4 separate regions of the Homo sapiens genome follow, and regions 2, 3 and 4 are each linked to region 1. Evidence: chromatin contacts called from ENCODE Hi-C or POLR2A ChIA-PET data. All regions are on one chromosome and are shown on one strand. Each heading gives the region's core, a stretch centred on a gene start or an enhancer-like site at or near the end of the contact. The rest is flanking DNA. Distances are from core to core; before and after follow the strand shown. Region 1 holds the start of NUDT9 (nudix hydrolase 9). Region 2 overlaps GPRIN3 (GPRIN family member 3). Region 3 holds the start of HERC3 (HECT and RLD domain containing E3 ubiquitin protein ligase 3). Region 4 holds the start of HERC5 (HECT and RLD domain containing E3 ubiquitin protein ligase 5).

Evidence for each region. A loop is a pair of places that touch in the nucleus more often than their neighbours do. ChIA-PET counts read pairs that join two places held with the same protein, here RNA polymerase II (POLR2A). Pooled maps may share reads with other maps.
Region 2: a map of naive thymus-derived CD4-positive, alpha-beta T cell shows a loop between it and region 1 (10-fold over the local background). The contact joins the enhancer-like site here to the promoter of NUDT9 in region 1. A Hi-C loop is called at or near these places in 1 of 168 maps with a recorded cell type or tissue (naive thymus-derived CD4-positive, alpha-beta T cell) and 7 of 50 pooled maps.
Region 3: a loop to region 1 is called in a map of B cell, with 16 times the contacts of the local background. The contact joins the promoter of HERC3 here to the promoter of NUDT9 in region 1. A Hi-C loop is called at or near these places in 1 of 168 maps with a recorded cell type or tissue (B cell) and 9 of 50 pooled maps. POLR2A ChIA-PET finds 5 or more read pairs at or near these places in 3 of 52 experiments (BJ, activated CD8-positive, alpha-beta memory T cell and naive thymus-derived CD8-positive, alpha-beta T cell).
Region 4: a loop to region 1 is called in a map of CD8-positive, alpha-beta T cell, with 3 times the contacts of the local background. The contact joins the promoter of HERC5 here to the promoter of NUDT9 in region 1. A Hi-C loop is called at or near these places in 3 of 168 maps with a recorded cell type or tissue (CD4-positive, alpha-beta memory T cell, CD8-positive, alpha-beta T cell and naive thymus-derived CD4-positive, alpha-beta T cell), 3 of 37 single-sample maps with no recorded cell type and 9 of 50 pooled maps. POLR2A ChIA-PET finds 5 or more read pairs at or near these places in 1 of 52 experiments (CD4-positive, alpha-beta memory T cell).

Annotation. Positions count from the first base shown.
Region 1 is chr4:87,421,098-87,424,134 of GRCh38, reverse strand. NUDT9 (nudix hydrolase 9) reads right to left here and starts at 1,562. Exons shown (of 8, transcript NM_024047.5): 1 at 1,123-1,562. The coding sequence starts at 1,229. RefSeq lists enhancers at 1-196, 740-1,674, 1,744-1,793.
Region 2 is chr4:89,293,183-89,296,219 of GRCh38, reverse strand. All of the region lies in intron 1 of GPRIN3 (GPRIN family member 3), which reads left to right. Among named protein-coding and RNA genes, the nearest start is that of GPRIN3, 13 kb to the left of the region's middle. Within about 2 kb of position 1,544, at least 5 of the 41 ENCODE cell types and tissues checked have a DNase peak (open chromatin) inside an H3K27ac peak, as active enhancers do.
Region 3 is chr4:88,590,830-88,593,866 of GRCh38, reverse strand. It overlaps HERC3 (HECT and RLD domain containing E3 ubiquitin protein ligase 3), which reads right to left and starts at 1,387. Exons shown (of 26, transcript NM_014606.3): 1 at 1,293-1,387. RefSeq lists silencers at 362-771, 1,092-1,651, 1,822-1,881.
Region 4 is chr4:88,455,712-88,458,748 of GRCh38, reverse strand. HERC5 (HECT and RLD domain containing E3 ubiquitin protein ligase 5) reads right to left here and starts at 1,630. Exons shown (of 23, transcript NM_016323.4): 1 at 1,215-1,630. The coding sequence starts at 1,479. All of the region lies in intron 1 of LOC102723458 (a long non-coding RNA gene), which reads left to right. RefSeq lists an enhancer at 1,571-2,000.

The DNA.
Region 1 (3,037 bases), core at 313-2,812:
CCTCCTCCCTCCCCAATCTCCAAGCAAAAAGTCCAAAATAGTTATGTTTGTCTCCAAGATAAAATCAAAAGTTTTTTAGAAATGAAGGGGTAGGACCCCTACTGTGAATACTGGTGTTAAGAGTACACAGCAGAAACTTAGGCTTAATAATTTTACAGTTCACACGGAGGAAATAAACAGCTATACTCAGCAGAGAAGTTGCTCCACCACTACTGCAAAGCCTGAAGCAAAAGGCAGGTTCCCAGTCTACCCATCTGGTACCTGCTCACATGCCCTCAACTGAAACCTTCCTATCTAGGCAACCTGGTACAGAGCCAAAAGTCAATTAGCGACCCATGTACTGAAAACAAGACCTATTACTCATATTAATCAAAATATAGACAGATAACCAGTGCCCATCACATGTTCGAGAAAAAGCAACAGAAGGAAACAGGACCAAAAAGACACAGAACAATTGACCAACAGTAAGTAAATTATTTAGGAAATAGATTTTTCTAATTATCATCTTTGTAGATTCAAGACTTTTAATATCTATAAAATAAGAAAAGGCTGCTGCACCTAGGACCCTGTGTTTACTAACTCAAAGAATAAAAACTGGAGAAGGGAAGAACAGAAGGAGGCAGTGTAAGACACCATAAATCCCTAAATTTAACCACAATAGACAAATTATTAAAAAAAAGGAGGTAGATAGTAAATATAATATATTGTCCACCCTGGAAAGGGGACAGGGGGAATAGTGATTTTACTTTTCATTTTACATTTTCAAGTTGTTTTAACTATGTACATGTATTAATACTAATAATAATGTTTTAAGTATTAACCATAAAAAAATGGCACGGGACACCACCACCCCAAACAATTGCTATTTAAACTCTCTCGTGATACTAACAATGATTTACAGAGAATGGCAAATTTCAAAATCAGAAGTCAAGAAGGGTCCCTGCCACTCGTTTTCCTCAAAAGGCAGATAAAATATTTTAGAGCCTTTTTGAAAACTTGTATATGACTATAAAAACCCGAGAGGCAAAGCAAAGCCTACAGAATACGCCAGAAAAAAAAGCTGCTTCCCACCCCCAACTCAAGGTCTAGGGCAAAGGAGCCGGTAGTAGGAGGGTGGAATACCTGAACGCCTGGATGCCGCGGCAGCGCGAGGACCTGATAGTCACAGAGGCCAAGGCCAGAGAGAGAGACACCGCGGCTAAAGCCTTTCCCAGGAGGCGTCCCGCCATGAGCGCCCCGAGGGCGGCTTTGCGATGCTAGGTCGCTCTTAGTTGGTGCCTCCGCCTCCCCACACCCCACAGCTCCGAGTCCCGGCCGCGGGTATCTGATGGGCACTAGGACCTGTCTGCCGTTGGGTTCCCGAACGGGAGTAGCTGTGCCTATCTATAAATCACAGATCAAGAGCCCTCCCACGATAAGAGTCCACCGCTTTCCCCAGTGCATCGAGAAAAATCCAGACCAGCACGTGACGCCGAAGCCTCCAGCGCCAGCTGCCTGGGGAAACCGCGGCCACGAACCTCGTAACTTTCTCTCTGCGTAATGGCGCTTTACGGCCGCGCCGCAAAGCAAAGGTCGTGCGTTGCCGGCTTGGTAGCGCCTTCCTTCTCCGACTTCCCAGACTTCCCAGTCTGCGCAGGCTTACTTGGGGACGCAGGGAACTACCAAGAAAGTGTCAGAGGAAAGGAAAGGTGAAACAGACGAGGAACTGGAACGGGAATAAGTGGGAAAGAAGCCAAGGGGTTTGAGAGAGACTTGCTGCCCTGGGTTTTTGGTTTTTGTTTTTTGAGACAAGAGTCTGGCTCTGTCGCCCAGGCTGCAGTGCAGGGGCGCGATTTCAGCTCATTGCCGCCTCAACCTCCTGGGCTTAAGCGAGTCTCTTGTCTCAGCCCCCGACGTAGCTGGGACTACAGGCACACACCGCCATACCTGGCTAATTTTTGTATGTTTTGTAGCGACAGATTTTTGCCATGTTGCCCAGGCTGGTCTCCAACTCTCAAGCTCAAATAATCCAACTGTTTGGGCCTCCCACAGTGCTGAGGTTACAGGCCTCAGCCAACGCGCCTGGCCCTGCTCTGGTTTTTTTAGGGAGTAAGTTGTTGCGGAAGGACGCAGGTCTTAGCCATATTTTTGAATAATACTTCGTTATGGGAATGAAACCGCCTTTGCAAAATTATGACTGATTTGGGAGGCCGAGGCGGGATCACTTGCAGTCAGGAGTTCAAGACCAGCCTGGCCAACGTGGTGAAACCTCGTCTCTACTAAAAATACAAAAATTAGCTGGGCATGGTGGTAAACGCGCCTGTAGTCCCAGCTGCTCAGGAGGATGAAGCAGGAGAATCGCTTGAACCCGGGAGGTGGAGGTTGCAGTGAGCCAACGTCGCACCACTGCACTCCACCCTGGGCGACAAGAGTGAAACTACGTATCAAAAAAAAAAAGAAAAAACCTCTGCTCCCTGAATGCTCAGGGAGACTGATTTGAGTAATAATAGAACTCCGGTCTCACACAGCTGGCTCTGCATGAATTACTCTTTCTCTATTGCAATTCCCCTGTCTTGATGAATCAGCTCTGTCTAGGAAGCGGGAAAGGTGAACCCCTTGGGCGGTTACAGCAAGAGGAGATAGTCCAGAGACTCAGCCCTCGTATCTTGAAGGGTTTCTTGGTTTTTTGTTTTTGTTTTCTTAACCAAGTTGTCTGCTCCAATTGCTGGATTTCATTCACAAGGCTTTGCTAGGACCAGTTGTGGCCCTTGGAAACTCGTGGAGGAGAAAAGCTGTGAAAATAGGCACACATGCTGGAGGAGGAACAGAGGGCAACACACATAATACTGGATAATAAACTTGAGAGGCAAAAATTAAACAAACCGACAAACAAAGTTGGAAACCCAGACTGTCCAAAGCAGCTTGTAATCAGGCTTACTTCATTTATATTAGCTTATTGATGTGGCAACTATTTGACTTTTACTTACATGATCCGCTGTTTCTGTGGTGTGGTTCCAATACACCGACGTTACAAAACTTTGACCATCTTAAAAGCCAG
Region 2 (3,037 bases), core at 295-2,794, 1.9 Mb before region 1:
ATTACTGGACCCTTTTTATCACTCTGGAATGTCTTTACCACCTCATGTCATTTCAGAATTCAAACTCTTTGTTCCCGGAGGTAACACAGTAGAGAGCACTGCTTTTCAGACTGCAGATTTCCAGCAGTGACCTGTGAGAGGATCTTACGTAGTATACAGATTTGCTTTGGATTTTAATACTTATAAATTTATTTAAATGTAGAAATATGTTCAGAACACATTTCAAAGTATATTTTTAAAAATATATGCTACAAAAAATAATATAACAAGTACATCAAACCTGTAATTTCACAGATGTTATTTTTTAGGGCAAGGCTAATGTTTTCAACCAGTGCACCAGTTAAAGTCAATTTAATGAAAAATATTGAGTTAAAAAAAATGGTTTAGATAGGAAGCACATGAGGCTAAAATCATGAAATGGGTACACAAATGTCACAGTCCCTGAAAGTGGAACATGAAGGCATGTCATTGCCCACAGCACCTCAGGTCCTCTCTAGAAATGAGAGGGCTGGTCCAGAAATCCCTAAGAGCAATTCTAGCTCTGATGCCCCACCACTTGTTTTTTTTTAAATCTTGCTTGTTTTCTTCTTCATTCACAGGCTTATTTTCTGAATTTTAGGCCCATTCTGCCTTTGTTGGAACCCAAACGGGCCCTTGTTATCTCCCCCTCTTCATCATCACCAAGCATGTATGCCTTCATTCATTTACGCATGTAGTCATTTAGCCCTACGCCCTATGGAGAGCTTATGGACTAGGTAATGTGGGCATGCAAGAAAGCTACAGAGTTCTAGACCTCTGACTTCTGTGTAAAATGAATATATTTGTCTGTGTTTCACATTGAAGTTAAAGCCCTTGAATGAAAGGCCTGGACTTCTGCCATCATCTTGTCTTTGTAGATCTTGGACAAATAAGAGATATTCAATGGAAGACCCCTTCATTGATAAAATGCATTATCAAGGCTCACGTTACAAATTTAAAATGTGTGTTGCTGTAAATATAAGTGCATAATGTGTGAGAATGGAAAAAAGGGGGGTCTACATTTCCTAGCTAGAAATGTCTAATTCTTGGGTCGTTTTGAATACAAAGGGAAAAAATTAGTACTTTCGTGTTTTGGAGTAGTCGTTAATACATCTTTGGTCTGTTAGAAATCTTTATAAGTCTGAGTCATATGAGGAATTTTAACACTTGTCAGTTTTTTGAGCTTTTTGTAAACATCAGCTACATTGAGAGGTGCACCAAGTTTCAATAGTGCTTATTGCTTTTTCATATAATTAAACTCCAAACACATGGTTAAAGTATATGATTATTTTTCCTTGGGAATTTGTCCTTGAGAAACTTTGTTAAGATGTTTTAAAGCACTTGAGTGTGGTGAGTATAAATTGTCACAAACGTTTATGTGATGTCAATGGAGCTGTTTTATGCTTGCCAGTAATTCATAAGATTTTGCTATAGTGGTGAAAAGGATATAGCAGTGGTTTCCTGCTGGAGTTTCTATATAACAGTGAGAAAAGCATCAGAGGATGTAGTTGGTTGTGGTTGTTTGCTCATACCCTGCTGCTCTTTTCTTTTTTGTAAAAAACAGGAAGCTGAAATGTGTTCTTTACTTAGTTCAATTGATGTTTAATAAGGACTTATCTGTGTGCCAGTATGGGAGGATGTAAAAATGAGAAGATGCATCCCTGCCTTTAAAGACCATAAAATCTTCAGAAATTATGTAAAACATTAGGAATTTAAGTAAAAAGGTCGAAGTGCTTCATGGCAGTATTTATTTATTCTCAATGCACATACAGTATGATAAAAATTGATTAACTGAAATTGGTTTCAATTTTCTTTCTTAGAGGAGTTGGGTCTCATTTTGTCACCCAGGCTGGTCTTAAACTCCTGGGCTCAGCTGATTCTCCCACCTTTGCCTCCCAAAGTGCTGAGATTACAAATGTGAGCCACCATGCCCAGCCTGTTTTCAAAATTTTAATGTTTAGATTTCATCATGAGTGACATAACTTTCCAAGTGTCACATTAAAACAAATTTCGAAGAAGCAGCTAATTCACTCAAGTAGTCTTTAACTCATTATTATGCCGAAGTTCAAATTAATTGTTAGTTTTTCTGTATTCTCTGGTTATGGAGCAGACTCCCAATTCCTCGGCTTACCAGTTTTGAGAGGAATTGTGTAAAAGAGCATATTCCAAGTCCCTATCCCCAAAACAAGGGAGAATAAAATAACATACTTAGGCTCAGTACATTAGTACTATTTCTTTTGACAATATCATAAATTTTAAAAAAGAAAGGCATGCACTAAAGAATATTTGTAACCAAGTACATATTCTGAATAGAAAAGATTTAATGGAATCCCTATCACTTAGAAAAGCAGAACCACTATGGTAATATGGAATAATGGATTTATTTTCAGTTTTAGACCTTGAACAATTGTGGGAGCTTTGCAGTCGCTTTCACGTCACATCTGGTATGGAGCTAAAGTCATCATAGGTTAGCAGAGCTGGCAACTGGGAAGAAAACCTAGATTTGAAGTAGAGCTGAGCAAGGGAGAACCTGCAGGAGAAAATGAAACCCATAAAGATAAACTGGAACTTGTATTTGACTCATACTTCTCCAGCCTCAATGACCCTGACTTGAACAGCCCGAAAGGGACTGGCACTCTTCACTGCAAAGCCATTCGTGCACCTGGCCCAGAAACCAAAAGAGGAGATCTGTGGGGAGCCAAATGTCCGGCAGCCTGGCTGCTGCCTGCCATGGACAAGGTGATCTGGGAGGTCAGTGAGCTGCACTTGTTGACTACACTGACCTTCAGAGCAGAATGCTGCTGTTTCACTTTTACCTTCCAAAGGTCACACAAATTTCCTTTGTAGCCAACTGGAATGAAGAACGATTTAGGAAAGGGAATTCTGGGAATGAGTTTCCATCAGATCTAAGACAGTGGTACAAAACCACCATAGAGGATGCTAGCCCATAAAAGGAGAAATGTTTGCAGTCATTTCTGCAGGAAGTCCCTTGCTTTTAAGTTCTCCAAGAAACCTTCCA
Region 3 (3,037 bases), core at 138-2,637, 1.2 Mb before region 1:
AAGGAGAGAGCTTCACAGTAATCTGCCGACTAAAACATGATACCCGATCACCGCATTTAAAACTTTTTATTTTTTCATTTCTCTCAAGTCTAGAGTTGAAAAATCAGCTCACTTGATCTTATCTAATCATCAAATAAAAGGTTCTAGAAATAGCTTCTTATTTGTGGAAAGAGCCAGAAGACACATACAAATGGAAGAGAGCTCTTGAATCGTCTTTCCCAAAGCATTCTATGCGTGATGAATGCAAGCAAAATCCTGGAAGGCTTTTCTCTGAATTAGGTACTTCCTAATTGAGCTCATTTGAAAGCTGATGTAAAATGCAATCAGAAAGCAGCCAGAAACAGTGACAGACCAACAGCAAAGTTCAAATACTTATTCCCTGGAGCTCATGCTGCATACACATATTCCGTGCACAGTCGCATTAGGTACTGTCTCCATAGGCTCACCTGTTTCAGGTTACACATGCTCCTCTCGGTCTGGTTGCCCTGGTTTGCCCACTCCACACATTCACAAATGACTCAAGTCTCACCTGCCCCCGGCCGTCCCAGCTCCTGACACCCCCGCGTCGGTCCGCACCGACGTGTCGGCGTACACACACACACACACCCGTACACACGTGTCCGCACACACCCTCGCCCCCGGCCCCGCCCAGGAGGCGGACCCGGGAGAGGCGAGCCGGCCCGGCCTCCGCGAAGTGGGTGGTGCCGGGCCCCGCAGCCCTGCCGGCGCTGTCATCGCGGACGCCGTGCACCGCGTCCTCGGCGCAAACTCCTCGCGGCCGCTGAGGTTCCCCAAAATGCCAGGGCCTCGCCAGCTCCCATTTCAATTGAAAGCGTCCGCGCCCCTCACTGCACGGAGGTCCCTGGAACCCCAGAATTTAAATAGGGGCAGGGGGCGAGCATAGGGACTATCCTCCTTTTGACTTTCTGCGTCGCAATTCCTCCCGGGCGGCAGGGCGGGAGGGCGGCCGAGCGCGGGCGGGAGGCGCTCCCATTTTGAAGGCTTGTCTCGCCTTTCCCGGCGCGGGGCTCTCTGACCGGAGGGCGAGCCCACGAGAACGCCAGGGAGGCGTACGCAGGGTACTAAGGGCGCCGCGCCCCAACCTCCCCGCGCCCCAGACCCAGGTCGTCTCTGGAGGTGCCTGCAGCCCCCGCCGCCGGAGCCACGGGAGGAGCCGCAGCCGCCCCTCCGGGAGCCGCGCGCTGACTGCAGTGCCAGGCGGAACGCGGCCCAGCGCGGCTGCAGCTCCGCCGTACCCCCCTCCCTGGAACCCCGGCCCCCGCCCTGCGCACCTCGGCAGCAGCCGAACCGCAGCTTGGGACTCCGACTGTCACAGCCCCTCTCGCCGGACCCGGGGTTTCTCCGTTTTCGGCGTCACAATAATAAGGAAGTTTCCCCGCAAGCCTGCGGGCGGCGGAATGCGCTGGGTGAATGGCTTCGCACCGGGCCAATGGGCGCCGTTCTGGGATGGGCCCGCGCCAATGGCGGCCGCCGTGGCACGGGCTGGAGGCGGGGCGGCAAGGTCCGCGGGCAGGAGGAGGGGAGAGGCCCAGGCCCCAGAGCCAGGCGCAGGCTGCCCGAGGTGACAGGACTCGAGGGCCCGGCGCGGGGACAGCGGCACGGGTGTGTCAGCCGAAATCGGACTGCAAGACATAGAGCGTTGACGCTGAAATAAGATTGCTTTTCACTGGCGGGGAAGCGAGCTGGACCGATCAGCGGTTGCCTATTCAGGTTCTGGACTCTGGTTTTTATTATTTATGAAGAGGTGACCGAAAGCCTTGGGCACGGGGGAAAAAGCTGGAGGGTGACAATTGAGGGAGAGTGCGCTAGTCTTCTGCTTTACTCCCCTTCGTAGGACTGTAGGAAGCGCGGCGCCGGCCCGCGGCGCTGCGCGGTGGGAGAGGCGGGGAAGGAGGTACGCGGCAGCCGCCGGCGCTCTTCTGGAGAGGTGGGGATCGAAGACCGGCACGGGGCTGCGGAAGAAAGGCGGGCCTGGGGGAGGCTGGAGGGTGGACCCGGGGGGAGCATAGCAAGAAGAGTCTGAGCACCAGATCTTAAAATCTTGTAATCTGAAAGACACTCTGTGGCCTATACCCAGTAACGGATTTTTTAAAAGTTTGTCCTCTTCCACTTTTCCCTAGCGCCGAATCCCAGAGCTTCCTCCCCCTCCCCAAGGTCACTAGTGCTTTCATACTTGCCCTAGACCTGATCTGATCCACAGCTAATCTTTTGCAGAAAACCTCAGAAAGGTGACTTCATGTGTCTGCCCCCCTTAAATGTAAAATGCAGAACACTGGCACGGTACTGCTTTAATCCAAAGGAATAACTCTCCCAGTGGAAGAATTTCTATAACCTGGCATTTGAAGCAGGAAGGCCCTTTGAGGATAGATTCTTACCAAGGACATTCAAATCACCTCAGGTCTGCAATCGCTCGTCCTGAGAACCTAACAGACTGACCAAGTAGAAAAGAAAGTTTCAAGGAGTGGTGTATCCTGGGGATGAGACGTTGTTGGCTGACTGACAGTGTTGAGCCCTCCGTGAAATAATGCAAATTGTCCAGTACACTGAGACAAGAAAGCTAAAAAAGCAGAATCTAAGTTATCAGGTCATCTAAGAAAAAATCCAAACCTTTGAAATTTGGATCACACTTGACACGTTTAGAAACACTGGGGATGGCCAGGCGCGGTGGCCCATGCCTGTAATCTCGGCACTTTGGGAGGCCGAAGCCGGTGGATCACTTGAGGTCAGCAGTTCGAGACCAGCCTGGCCAACATGGTGAAACCTTGTCTCTACAAAAAAAAATACCAAAATTAGCCGAGTAGGGTGGTGTGCGCCTGTAGTCCCAGCTACTCAGGAGGCTGAGGCAGGAGAATCACTGGAACCTGGAAGGCGGAGGTTGCAGTAAGCTGAAATCAAGCCACTGTACTTACTCCAGCCTGGGCAACAGAATGAAACGTTGTCTCAAAAAAAAAAAAAAAAGAAAGAAAAAGGAAAAAAGAAACACTGGGGACAAGAGTAACACAATTCACTTATATTC
Region 4 (3,037 bases), core at 381-2,880, 1.0 Mb before region 1:
AATGTACTCTTATTTAATTTGTTCACAAAAATTAAACTAGGATAGTTTTGGGACCTTGTTTCATCTTCAGTGCTAATGAAATAGAATCTATTCGTGTAAAAATCTCAAAGCACAAACCATATTACAAATGCTAGGGGAACCAAAACAGTTTGGTAATAAGAAATGGTCCAGCAGACTAACGGTTTCTTTTAAAGAGTCTCAGCATTTCAAATCAGTTGAAAAAAAGGAAGTATTAAGAAATGGTATTGGGACATAGGCTAAGCCTTTGGAAAAGCAAATAAATCTAGCTCCCCTCCTACCTCAGTACTGAAAATTCCAAGCGTACGAAAAATTTTAACTTAAAAAAAAAAACCTTAAAATTACTACAAAAATGAGTACATTTTTTAAAACACTGGGAGTGTGGATAGCTTTCCAGCCTAACATAAAACCCATAAGCCTTAACAGACAAAAAAATTGACAGACTACCCCCCAAAAAATGCACTAAAAACAACATGCACAAAAGGCAAAGTGAGAAAAATATTACATGTACGACGTGCAAAAGGCTATTCTTATTCAATATTCAAATACCTCTTCCATACAAATAAGAAAAAGATTTAACAACTCAAATTTCTAAAAGCCAGGCAAAGATAAACAGGCAATTTACCGAAAAAGGAACGCAAACGTCCAGTAGTTAAACGCAAAATAAACTCGCAGCAAGATACCAATTTCTTCACTCCACAGATGGGCAAAATTTTAAAGAACGCGGGCAACTATTTCCCCCACTTCGATGAGAATGTGGGAGAAGTGCAACTGAAGGCCAAGGTAAAATCCCATCACTGAGAACGACTCCCAAAGTTGGAGCAGTGACTACTTTCTCAAAACGAGACAGTGGGAGATGCGGCGGGCGGGGGACGGGGGTACAAACTTGAACAGAAACCTATGAGAAAGCCAGACTGGCTAAAAGGATGAAGACGGTGCCCGCATGCCCCGCACCGGCCACTTTGCTGAGCGGAGGATCCGCTGGTCGCCAGTATCCCGCTCACCCCGCGCCTGACACTGACCGGGATAAAAGACAGCTCAGGTGCGCCGTCGGCGAAACTATCCGAGCCAGGCGCGCGTCTGCGGCCTTCTGGGCTCTCCTCCCTCAGGCGCGGACCCCCGGCTGCCCGCCCCTCACAGCCCTCAGCCCTCACCCCTCACAGCCCTCACAGCCCTCACACACCAGCCCCACTCACTCGGCGTCCGGGCGCCGCCGCTCCCGGCGAGCAGCTGGTGAACCTGGACGCCCGCCCCGCCGCGTTCCAAGACCGCGAGGCGCCCCGGCGAGCAGCAGAGTTGGCGCGTCACCTCCACCCTCCGGAGCAGCGCGCGGTGGAGGCCCGCGGCGCTGGGAAAGAGCCAGAGCTGTGCGCCCGGAGACTTCGCGGGCTGGGTCGCGGCGGCCTTGCCCGCGGTCGAGCGCCCGTTGCGCCGCGACTTCCTCCGCGACCTCCGCTCCATCGCCGCTTTGCGGGGTCCCAGGCCCAGAGGCGAGAGGAGAGAACGCCTGGTCCCGGGACTGAGCGCGCCCACTGCCTCAGGCGTTGCGCTGCAGAGCGGGAACCAGCTGCGCGCAGCTGCGTGGCGTCGGGGAACCGCAGCCTCAGCTACTGAGCCCCTGCCGGGACGCCACGCCCCCCACGTGCTGTTTGGGGGCGGGGCCTGCAGCTCCAGTGGAAAACGAAACATAATGTTTGTTGTTGTTTTTAGGGGGCGGAATCGAAAAGGAAAAGGAAACTGTAATGAGAGTGACTTGGCAGGCGGCCAAAGGCAACAGGTCGTTGGCTGGGGTAAAGGCCGATGGGCTGGACTGAGAAAGTGTCCCCGGGCGGGCAGCGGCCACCTTAACTCCTGGACGGAATGGCTTTCGAGGAAACGCTGCAGTTCCACTAGGAGGCACCCTGACACACGCATTTCCAGAGGGAGGGATAACGGAAGCCAAAGTTTGTTAAGCGTTGTGCGCCGCGGCCGGGCGCGGTGATTCACGCCTGTAATCCCAGCACTTTGGGGGGCCGAGGCGGGCGGATCACGACGTCAGGAGATCGAGACCATTCTGGCTAACACGGTGAAACCCCGTCTCTACTAAAAATACAAAAACAAAATTAGCTGGGCGTGGTGGCGGGCGCCTGTAGTCCCAGCTACTCGGGAGGCTGAGGTGGGAGAATGGCGGGAACCCGGGAGGCGGAGTTTGCAGTGAGCCGAGATTGCGCCACTGCACTCCAGCCTGGGCGACAGAGCGAGACTATGTATCAAAAAAAAAAATGCGTTGTGCGCCGGGCTGAAACCGGCATAAAACTGGGCAGAGCTATGCAGGCAGCTACCCTCCCCCCCACCCCTACCCCCACCCCCACCCCCCTCGTGCCCGCTCCGCTACGTATTCCCGTATTCCCGGGTGCCTGGCAACAGTGATGTGCTTTAGGCCTTTTTTAGAATGCATACAAACGGAACCATATCTAAGTGATGTCTGGCTTTTTTAACTTAGCACAATGCTTTGAGATTCATACTATTGTGTTTAATTAGTAATTCATTTGTGTTATTGTTGAATGGTAGTCTATCATATGGGTAAGCCACAGTTTATTTATCCATTCACCAATTGATGGGCCTGTCGGTTGTAGGGAACAGGAGAAAACTTCCCCTTTGCCCTCTGAAGGGTCACCGAAAATCAACTGACAAGGCTGGGCCTGGGCTCCTGCCTGTAACCCCAGCCCTTTTTTAGCCCAAGGCAGGAGGATCTCTTCTTTGTGAAGTGTGTATTCAAATCTTTTGACCATTTATTTATTAGCTAGCTTGACTTTTTATCTAAGAGTTCTTTATATATTATTGAGTTCTTTATATGTTTCATACCATGTTCTTTATTAGCTATACGTTTTGAAATGTTTTCTACCTGTCTGTGGCTTGCCTCTTCATTTTAAGTGTCTTTTGAAGCACTGAAGTTTTCAATTTTGATGTAATTTATCCATTTTTTTCTTTTACATAGTTCATACCTTTTTTGTCCTACTTAAGACATTTTTGCTAAATT